Linked DNA regions of Homo sapiens: region 2 is linked to region 1. Evidence: read pairs that join two places in POLR2A ChIA-PET (ENCODE). Cell type or tissue: endothelial cell of umbilical vein. All regions are shown on one strand. Each heading gives the region's core, and the rest is flanking DNA. Links, peaks and the distances in the headings are about the cores only.

Evidence for each region. ChIA-PET counts read pairs that join two places held together with the same protein. Peaks named below come from ENCODE experiments on the same cell type or tissue, not always from the same donor. Only the 100,000 strongest peaks of a DNase experiment are listed, where the experiment ranks them.
Region 2: POLR2A ChIA-PET joins it to region 1 with 12 read pairs; 4 of 35 experiments call an interaction of 5 or more read pairs at or near these places.

What each region holds. Positions count from the first base shown.
Region 1 is chr11:76,285,197-76,290,557 of GRCh38, reverse strand. The region is part of intron 1 of LOC105369395 (a long non-coding RNA gene); the gene reads right to left. Among named protein-coding and RNA genes, the nearest start is that of TRP-TGG2-1, 52 kb to the right of the region's middle. In endothelial cell of umbilical vein, for the core only: no CTCF peak of the experiment used is centred there; a DNase peak (open chromatin) is centred at 2,197.
Region 2 is chr11:76,183,826-76,189,186 of GRCh38, reverse strand. WNT11 (Wnt family member 11) reads left to right here. Exons shown (of 5, transcript NM_004626.3): 5 at 1,948-2,862. The coding sequence ends at 2,122. Among named protein-coding and RNA genes, the nearest start is that of WNT11, 20 kb to the left of the region's middle. RefSeq lists enhancers at 1,726-2,505, 3,287-4,067, 4,068-4,849 and a silencer at 4,221-4,410. In endothelial cell of umbilical vein, for the core only: no CTCF peak of the experiment used is centred there; no DNase peak of the experiment used is centred there.

The DNA.
Region 1 (5,361 bases), core at 189-5,188:
TACATTCAGTGATGTGCCGGAGCCAGCTTGCAAGAGTCCATGACATGTGACGGGGCACGGTGGCTCACGCCTATAATCCCAGCACTTTGGGAGGCCAAGGCAGGCAGATCACTTTGAAGTCAGGAGTTCGAGACCAGCCTGGCCAACATGGTGAAACCCTGTCTCTACTAAAAATACAAAAATTTGCTGGGTGTGGTAGCAGGCGCTTATAATCCCAGCTACTCCGGAGGCTGAGGCAGAAGAATCGACTGAACCCGGGAGGCGGAGGTTGTAGTGAGCCGAAATTGCACCACTGCACTCCAGCCTGGGTGATAGAGGGAGACCCTGTCTCAAAAAAAGAGTCCATTACATGCATCTCTTCCCAACTCTGCGTTCCGGGGCATTGCATTGGTAGTTTCAAATAGGCCACAGTGGGATTATTGACACCATAGAATTTGGCAAATGTTACAAATCAGGACTTTTCCTTTCTTTCTTCCTTTTTTTTTTTTTTTTTTTTTTAAGGAATTCTCACTCTGTGGCCCAGGCTGGAGTGCAATGATCCTATCTCGGCTCACTGCAACCTCCGCCTTGCATGTTTAAATGATTCTTCAGGAGAATGGCATAAACCCGGGTGGCGGAGCTTGCAGTGAGCTGAGATCGCGCCACTGCACTCCAGCCTGGGCAACAGAGCAAGACGCTGTCTCAAAAAAAAAAAAAAAAAGATGATTCTCCTGCCTCAGCCCCCTGAGTAGCTGGGACTACAGGTGCCCGCCACCATGACTGGCTAATTTTTGTATTTTTAGTAGAGACTGGGTTTCACCATGTTGGCCAGGCTGGTCTCGAACTCCTGGCCTCAGGTGATCCAGCTGCCTCGGCCTCCCAAAGTGCTGGGATTACAGGCGTGAGCCACCTCGCCCAGCTTTTTATTTATTTATTTTTTTTTTTTGAGAGCTGGTTGTTATACATTTACCAGCACACCACTGGATATGTCCCTAAGAGTAGATTGCTGGTTCATAGGAGATGTTCAGCTTTATGTGTGACACAGTGTTCCAAAGTATTTGTACTCAGTTATACTCGCCCAGCATTGTGTGAGCTCCAGGTGCTTCACATCGTCACCGTGGAGAGGTTTTCATGAGGTGTAGACAAGTTCACTGTGGGGAGGGAGGGGAAGGCGGGTCATTCAGGGGATGCCCACCGTCTGGCTGGGCTTCTGGAAGTGCCATTTCTGAGAGAACCCAGGGAGAGCGGGTTTGAGGATGGATGGGCATGGGGAGTCTGCAGGGCCTGGGGGCATCCAGGGGTCATCAGCTGTGTGTGTGCATCGCACATCTGTTCACCTGCTGCCCCCTCATCCCTGCCCCAGGCTTCACCCCTGTGCCTCCCCTGGCCCCCATCCTCTCCATAGCCTCCCCTTCCTGCCTCCTCTTCCCCTTTGTCTAGGGTTGTGAGGGCACCTGCAGTGAACCTGGCTTTGATGGTCCCTTCCACCCCAGGCACTGCCATGATTCAGTGTGGGACCTGAGACAGGTCATGCTCCGCTCTGGACCTCAGTGTCCCCTTCTGTACACTGGGATCCTGGGCAGAGGTTGTGGGGGGCAGACCTCGAGGTCCTGGTCTCCAGGGGCTGCAGGCTCTTGTTCTCCACATCATGGTTTGTGAAGCTCTTCACCCCTTCCAGAGTGAACTGCTCGCTGAGCCCCAAGCATTTGTAGCCTTGCCACCTGCTTATTATCTAAGATTTGTTGAGGGCTTTGCAGTGAGAAACACCTTACTTCCTCTGCTCCTCCCGTAGCCCTGTTCTCTCTGCACCTGGGGCCTAGGTCCAGGCATTTGCTGGGGCCAAATGGCCTTGAGAGTGGCCGAGTCAGAATGCAAACCCGGATGTGGGATGACAGTGTCCAGGCTGGCAGAGCCATAGGCAGTGCTAGGGCATGCTGACTTGGTTCCCCTGTGGCCAGCTGAGGTCCTGGCACAGAGGAGATGTCGCTGGAGGTCTGTGGAATCAAAGAACACCCTGCTCCTGCCCCGCTCCTTTGTGCAGGGCTGGATAGGCAGGAGGACTTGGACGGAGCCTGTGGATGGGCTGACTGTGTGGTCGGGGAGGCGGGGGCACAGCTCTGACCAGCTGGGTCGTGGGGGGTGGTGCATAGACGACTCCGAGACCATGGCCCATTTCACCGGAGCAGTTCTCTGCGAAGGCAGGAAGTGGTTTGTATTTTCAGAAGGAAATGAGCAGGGCTTGCTCGTGGGGAGCTCTAGACAGCTCTGGGAAAGGGCTCCAAGGGAAACAGGCCCCGGAGGGGAGGCCAGCGCCAGCCCCTCCCTGTGAGGCGGGCAGGTGTTGACCAGCAGGGCTGACAAACGAGCTGACCGTGTCCCTTCCCTGACATTGCTGAGAGATGCCTCCCTCCAGAGGGGGTTTCTCTGGCGCTGAGACTCCAGGAGGTGCACGTGGGCCAAGCAGGAAGGGGAAAGGGGCCTAGACTCCTTTCACCACCTCAGAGACCCTACAAATCAGGACTGGCAATGGGAGGGCTAGGTCTGCTGCTCTCCTGCCCAGGAGGTGGAGCAGGAGGTACCAGAGGGGGAGGAGAACTGGCTGGGGCTGTTTGGAGATCAGAGTATCCCTTCGATTCTGCTATTCATCCATCCTTCCTTCCACCTTCCACCCTGTTCCACACCAACCCCAACTGAAGTCCCCGTGCTGGGAGTGCAGACACAGAGATGGAGATGGAGCAGGCTCAGGCTCTGACTCCAAGGGGCTCCAGACCTGGTGTGTGCGTAGGGGGTTGGGTGGGAGGCTGACTAGTAGGGAGCTAATGACACAGGGTGCCCTGAGGCTGGTGACCAGCCCTGCCTGAGGGGCAGCAACAGCTTCAGAAGAGGGTAAGGTGTGAGTTAGCTCTTGATAGGTATAGGAGGCCATCAGGGGAGCAGGCAGGGAAGTGACCCTTCGGGGCACTGTGGGTGGAACCCTGCTGGGTTCTCAGGCCCCAGGGAACTCTAAGAAGGTGAGGGGCAGGAGGGGGTTGCAGGCCTGGGCTGGCAGGAGAGCAAATCCCTGTGTTCTGGTTCTGCCTTAGTCCCTGATGGTTCTCAGTGTTGGGCCCGCCAGGAGCAGCCTCCGCCCTGCCCCAGGAGGTGGAGAGGAGCTCTGAAGACAGCCCTGGGCAAGGGCTTAGGCCCGAGGCAGGCGTGGCTCCCTGCTTGCCTTGCTCTGGGATCTGAGCGGTGCTGCTTTCTGCCGCCTCGACCTCATGGGACTCACAACCTGGTGGGAGACGGTCATAGCCTCACAGATGGCCACCATGGAGATGGCTCTGCAGGGAGGGGTGGAAGAGAGCGAATTTGTCAGAGGAGGAGCCAGGGGAGGGCATGCCAAGCAGAGGAAAAAGCTTGTGGAGGCCGAGGCAAGAAGGAGCAGGTTCAAGGCCAGTGTGGCTGGAGCGCAGGAGCCTGGAGAGAGGATGGGAGGTGAGGCAGCCATTCTGTGTAGGGTCAGAAACCCTTGAAAAAGAGAAGCGGACATGACCAAGTGTGCAGTTTTCTGTGCCAGGGCCTGGGCTGTGCAGCAGGGTGATGGGCAAGCATGCCCTGGCCTTGCTCTAAGGCTGGAGAAAAGATTTTTTTTTTTTTTTTTGAGACAGTTTCACTCTTGTTGCCTAGGCTGGAGTGCAATGGCCCAATCTCAGCTCACTGCAACCTCCGCCTCCTGGGTTCAAGTGATTCTCCAGCCTCAGCCTCCCTAGTAGCTGGGATTACAGGCATGCACTACCACGCCTGGTTAATTTTGTATTTTTAGTAGAGACGGGGTCTCACCATGTAGGCCAGGCTGGTCTCGTACTCCTGACCTCAGGTGATCTGCTCACCTCAGCCTCCCAAAGTGCTGGGATTATAGGAATGAGCCACTGCGCCTCGCTGAAGAAAAGAATTTTTAAGTAATTCACCATGGCTCCTGGATGACAGCGAGACCAGTAAGGAGACTTTTGCAAGTCCAGATGAGTGGTGGGGGGACTTGGTGCTGAAGGTTGTTCCCAGATGTCCAGCTTGATGCCCAGGGGGCCGTGGGTATAAGATGGGAGACTTTGGGAGGCAACTATAGAGAGGGGTGCCAGAAGTGATGAGCTGGTCTTGGAAGGTAGATGAGCCTGTGAGATGTCAGGTGGCCCCTGTGGCTCTGGAAAGAGAGGCCTGAGATATACAGGGAGGTAGAGATAAAGATTGCCCAGGAGAAATGGCCAGAGAGTATAGAAGGGCTCGGTGCAGAGCCTGAGTAGCTCCTGAAAATTTGCCTCCTTATTACCTCCTTGCTCCTGTGCAGGCCAGGGCCCCTGCCCCTCCCTGGGCTCTGGGCTTCCAGTCTCACCCGTTCCAAGCCATCCTTGCCAGCAGCCAGGAGAGCCCTGCTGCAATGCCAACTAATTGCATGTCTCTAGCAGCACCCCTGTGCCTAAGCCTGGCTCTATCTGGCCTCTTCTACAATCCAGTGCTCTTCTCCAGCCCTTCTACCCTGTGCTGCCTCCTAGTGAAGGGTTAGATGTGTCATTCTGCAGCCCTTCTGGTGGCTTCATTCAGCCTTTGGGGCTTCGTGTATGTTTTCCTACTGTGAGGCAGGAACCCCCACTCCCTTGTCCATCTGATGAATCCTACTCATCTTTCAAGATTCAGCTCAGTGCCACCTCCTCTGAGAAGCCTTCCTTGGTTAGCCCATTTCCCCACAGAGTTAGGTCCCCTTCCCTGGATACCCCAGCCTCCTATATGCTCAGATCACTGTGTTTCAGAGGGTGTCACCTTCCGCCATCCCCAACAGCCTGGGAACCACCTGAGGGCAGCTCACAGGCCAGGCAGGCACAGGGCAGGAGCTCAGGAGGGGAGCTGAATCATAAGGCAAATTAAGTCTCTGTCCGGCAGGAACCTGGCCAAGGAGATGTGCTGGAGGGGTTTCCTGTCCCAGAGAGTGTGGTGGGCGTACAGTGCTAGGCACCCGCTAGGCTCCACAGAGAGAATGAGGAGGTGGGAAGATTGGAGGTAGGAGACATTAGCATAGCTGGGGCCCAGCAGATCCCTAGGGAAAATGGATGCCCTTCCCATTTGGCATGTGCGTGCAGGTGAGGATTGGACAAGCTGAGAGAAGCCTGCTAGGCAGGGGGCAGCATGAGGAAAGGCAAGATGGCAGCACCACATGGAGAACCAGTGTCGGGGCAGAGAATAGCAGGAAGTGACACTGGGGAGGGGGCTTTTGAAAGGCCCCTTAGAAACAGCTGTTCCCCTCGAGCCTCACCTCGGCCGGGCCCTGAACTTGGTGGTGTCTTAGTCTGTTCAGGCTGCTACACCAGATCCCCATAGACTGAGTGACTTAGACAACGAGCTAGCACTTCTGGA
Region 2 (5,361 bases), core at 1-5,000, 100 kb after region 1:
GAGAAGGCTGAGGGGGAACTCATGGATGCCAAGTGGCTAAACAAAGCCCAAAAAGGTTCAGTGACCTGCCTTAAGTCACACAGCCACTAAGTGGCAGAGCTGGGGCTTGAACCCAGGTCTGTCCAGCTCTGGGGCAGGTGTTCTGGGAACTGCTGGCAGCCCCCACTTGCTGGTCACCGGCTGACTCTCCCCAGGCGCTCCCCTCCTTCTGCCCATGGCCCCTTCCGGCTCAGGCCTGGCCTCTCCCCCAGCACTGATCAGCCTCCTCCGGGCCTCCAGCCCTCCCCTTCCATCTGCTCTCACTGTTCTGAGGGCAGGCCTCGTCTTCTGCCTTTGCCCAGGCTGTTCCCTCTACCCCAGCACTCCTTCCCTCCTCTGCACGGCGGAGTCTTGCTTATCCTTCATGAATGGCCTAGATGGCCTTTCCTCTTCCAGGAGGCCCTGCTGAACTCTCACAGACCTTGTACTCACCACGGGCAAGGCCCCTCTCCCTTCTGTGTCTGTTTCCCCATCAGTAAATATGAGGATTGCATTCGGTCATCTCTAGGACTTTCCCATCTTGGACATTCTGGGATTCCTCGGCCCACATGTGGGGACCCTTTGTCCCTGTCAGTGCCCCAGCCCCCTGCTGCTCTGTCCCCAACTACATCTCATGAAAACACTCCCTGTCTAGCCTCAGCCCAGCTAGAGGAGCCACCAGTCTGAACAGATGATTTGTCACTAGACAGAAGAACTGAGAGCAGTGGAAGGATGTTTGCATTTTATAGGGACCTTCAATGTCTTCGCATCCCACATTTGGGAAGAAATGCAGCCCCTGCTGGCTCCCATGCCCCACCCTTTAGGGTAGGGAGAGCAAGTCAGGGCCTTAGTTTTAGTCCCCAAGTTTAAGCCTCTGCCCTTTGCTGAGCCTGTTTTCATCTGCATAATGGACGTAATCATTCCACTGACCCAAGGGCCCTACAGGCCTCCACTAAGATAAGACACTGGAGGGAGAGCCTGACCCACAGGAGGCACATGGCCAACAGACCCCTATTCCTCCACGAGCAGCGTGTCTGATGCCCAGTGGGGGTTCGAGTATTTCAGCATTTATCCTAGGATTCTAAAAATCAAATGATCTTGACATCTCTCATAATATTTAATTAAAGATTAAATATGGCTGTGTGTGGTGGCACACGCCTGTAATCCCAGCTACTCGGGAGGCTGAGGCAAGAGAATCGCTTGAACCCAGGAGGCAGAGGTTGCAGTGAGCTGAGATTGCACCACTGCACTCCAGCCTGGGCAACAGAGCGAGACTCTGTAAAAGGTTACACATAAAGATAGGCTTATTAGATTGGTTGGAGGGTCCTTCCAGTATTTAGAAGTAGAAGAAATAGAAAAAAGCTATCTCCAAGACAACAAAACAAGGCTGGGCACAGCAGCTCATGCCTGTAATCCTAGCACTTTGGAAGGCTGAGGTGGGAGGATTGCTTGAGCCTAGGAGTTCAAGACCAGCCTGAGCAATATAGTGGGATTCCATCGCTACAAAAATAAAAAATTAGCCGGACATGGTGGTGTGTGCCTGTAGTCCCAGCTACTCAGGAGGCCAGGGTGGGAGGAGCACTTGAGCCGGGGGCCTGGGTGGTGGGGAAGGCGGGGGTCAAGGCTGCAGGGAGCCATGATCACAACCACTGCACTCCAGCCTGGGCAACAGAGTGAGACCCCATCTCAAAAAAATAAAAGAAAACAGCCCCATCATTTTGGTAACCCCTTATTAGAAATATAGGGAAAAGTTAGAAGTACCTTTAGGTAAGAGGATTATTTAAAATTCCCCAAAGATCAAGACAGCTTCTAAGAAGGGCTGAGTCGGTGGCCATGGGAGACGCTGCCGGCTGCCTGGCTGGGAGTCATGGGGTGTTGGTGGGGTGGTGACCAAGGCATGCACTGACCTCCTTCCTGCCCCCACAATAGGCAGTGCAACAAGACATCCAACGGAAGCGACAGCTGCGACCTTATGTGCTGCGGGCGTGGCTACAACCCCTACACAGACCGCGTGGTCGAGCGGTGCCACTGTAAGTACCACTGGTGCTGCTACGTCACCTGCCGCAGGTGTGAGCGTACCGTGGAGCGCTATGTCTGCAAGTGAGGCCCTGCCCTCCGCCCCACGCAGGAGCGAGGACTCTGCTCAAGGACCCTCAGCAACTGGGGCCAGGGGCCTGGAGACACTCCATGGAGCTCTGCTTGTGAATTCCAGATGCCAGGCATGGGAGGCGGCTTGTGCTTTGCCTTCACTTGGAAGCCACCAGGAACAGAAGGTCTGGCCACCCTGGAAGGAGGGCAGGACATCAAAGGAAACCGACAAGATTAAAAATAACTTGGCAGCCTGAGGCTCTGGAGTGCCCACAGGCTGGTGTAAGGAGCGGGGCTTGGGATCGGTGAGACTGATACAGACTTGACCTTTCAGGGCCACAGAGACCAGCCTCCGGGAAGGGGTCTGCCCGCCTTCTTCAGAATGTTCTGCGGGACCCCCTGGCCCACCCTGGGGTCTGAGCCTGCTGGGCCCACCACATGGAATCACTAGCTTGGGTTGTAAATGTTTTCTTTTGTTTTTTGCTTTTTCTTCCTTTGGGATGTGGAAGCTACAGAAATATTTATAAAACATAGCTTTTTCTTTGGGGTGGCACTTCTCAATTCCTCTTTATATATTTTATATATATAAATATATATGTATATATATAATGATCTCTATTTTAAAACTAGCTTTTTAAGCAGCTGTATGAAATAAATGCTGAGTGAGCCCCAGCCCGCCCCTGCAGTTCCCGGCCTCGTCAAGTGAACTCGGCAGACCCTGGGGCTGGCAGAGGGAGCTCTCCAGTTTCCAGGCAAGGCGGCTTCCGATTGATGTCCCTTCTCCCCCCGCGCTCCCCCCACACCAGGCCCTGGCCCTGATCTCCCTGTAAGAGCTCTTGGTCAAGGGCGAGGACAGACGTCTTGAAACATAAACCCAGCTGGCAGCATCTTTTTTCCTCAGGGACACACACGCAGGCGCAGCTCAAAGCCTGGCCGTGTTGTCAGGCCTGCCTGCTAAGCTGGCTTCAAGGGAAAACACTCCCTGGGCAGCTGGGATGCAGACTTCGGGGAGGTGGTGCAGATCCAGGCTCTAGCTAGCCCTGGTGGGTTTTCTGCGTGACCCTGGGGAGGGCTCTCTGCCAGCTGCAGTTTCCCCATTTGTAAAATGGGAGTGGTGGGGAGGAAGGCTGAAGGTTGGGAAAGGCCTCGTGCCTGGAGGCTGGCAGCATTGGACGTGTTGAGAAGTGGTTGGATTCTGGTTCTGTTTTGAAGGGGGAGCCAACAGGATTTGTTCTCTTTTTGCATGTGGGGTGTAAGGGGAAGGAGGCCCAAGAATGACTGCCGGGGTTTTGGCTGGAGCACTGGGAAGGCTGAAGGGGCCGAATGCCGACATGGGGGTGGGGAGAGGCCTGGGGTTCAGATTTGGGCCCGTGGGGATTGTGATACAGTTTACGCTCCTAGTGGAAATACTGAGTGGCCGGGCAGATATCCGGGTCTGGAGTGCTGGGGAGCGGCCAGGGCTGGAGATCCACATTTGGGTGTCATCGCTAAGGGAGTGTGTGGGATAGAAGAGTAAAGAGGACCAAGGCCTGGGGCACTCCTGCCTTGGAGGCTGGGGAGATGAAGCTCAGAGAAGACACAGGAGACAGAAGGAACAGCCAGGGAGGCAGGAGGGAGGTCGGCGGTCCTGGCTGTTGCCAAGTGAAGACAGGGTGCCAAGGGGAACAGGATCACCGCAGGCACATCACTGTCCCTCTGAGCTTCCGTGTCACCTCCCTCATGGAGGCAGCACCAGTAACCAAGAGATGAGTAAGTGGGGTATCCCCAGTGCCTGGCCAGGGCAGGTGGCCCCGAAACAGAAGCAGTGGTTCATCACCTGGATCTTGCTGTGGCTGGGGTGTAAGAGGATGTTATAATCCAAATCTCTGCATGCACCAGAGAGACTCGGACTTAGTACCAGTGCTCTTCCCTCCCCGAGCCGGCTGAGGACTGAGACACCACCTGGAGGGGCTGGGGCAGAGCGGGGCCTTGCACAGGATTTGGAGAAGTGAAGCCACATCCTTGGGGGTGGGATGGCATGGATGACCCCTCAGGGGCTGGACCCATCCTGAGTGGGAAGAAGGGGGCCTTCTGTGGCCATCCTCGAGGCCCTGCCTGAAAGCTTGCAGTGCGGACAGCCAGAGCCACAGCGTCACCAGCTGCAAGGAACCTCAAGATAAGTCTTCTGGTGTGTTTTGCAGATGAGGAAATTCAGAGATGGGAAGGGCCTTCCTGTGGTCACAGAGCTGATAAGGGGCTGGGAACGGGGGGAGGTGGAGCCTTCCCGGGTGGGGCCCCTGCCAGCCCCTCTGTTGAAAACCCCCAGCCTCCCTGGAAGGAGCCCCTGGAATGTGCGCTCTCCAGGCCCAGGGCTTCCCTGCTTCATAGCTCTCAGCAACCTCCTAGCCCACAAAACCAATCCCCAGTCCCTAGCCTGGAACACAAGGCCTGTCCCCCAGGCGATTCTTCCAACAGCATTTCCTGCAACTCCCAGCTGCTCAGCCTGCCTGCCCTCTGGGCATCTGCTGTTCTCCCTCGCCAAGAGTGCTGTTTTCCCTGCTGGAATCCCACACAACCCTCACAGCCCTCTCCACAAAACCTTCCCCAGTGCCCTAGGTGGAAGGGATCTCCCCCTCTTCAGGCACCCCACAACCCTCTGAACATTTAAAGCAGCCATCACCCTCCTTCTCAAGCTGCCAGCCAATGCCCTCTTCTGCAAAAGCCAGGTAAATGGCTCCCTCCTCCAGGAAGCCCTCCCCAACTACCCTCAGCCTGGGTCAGGGGCCTCCTCTGGGTTTCCACAGCCTCTGTGCTCCCTGCAATGTTTCATGGAACCAAGGTGTTGTGGAGGCCTATGTTGTGTCATATCATCTGTCTTCCCCACCTGTCTGGGGCCTTTTCATGGGCTGGGACCAGCCATATGCACCAATGGGCCCTGGGATCTGGGGGGCAGCACAACAGGGCTGGGTATAAAACATACCTCCAAAATGTTGGATTTGGGAGTGTCCTTTGGACCTCTGTCAGGACAAGTAAATGGGGAAACCAGACCAAGGACCCAGAATGGCTCTCAGAAAGGGTGGCCACATGATATAACTGCTACCATTTATTGTGCACCTGCTGTGTGACCTTCTAAACACAGTGGCCCAAGTCATCACAGCAGCCCTCCGAAGTGAGTATTGTTACCATTGACAGAGGAGGAAACTGAGGCTCTGCAAGAAAAGGCGGCTCGCTCCAGACCTCAGGAAAACTCCCAGCACAGCAGGGCTCTGAGCGCAG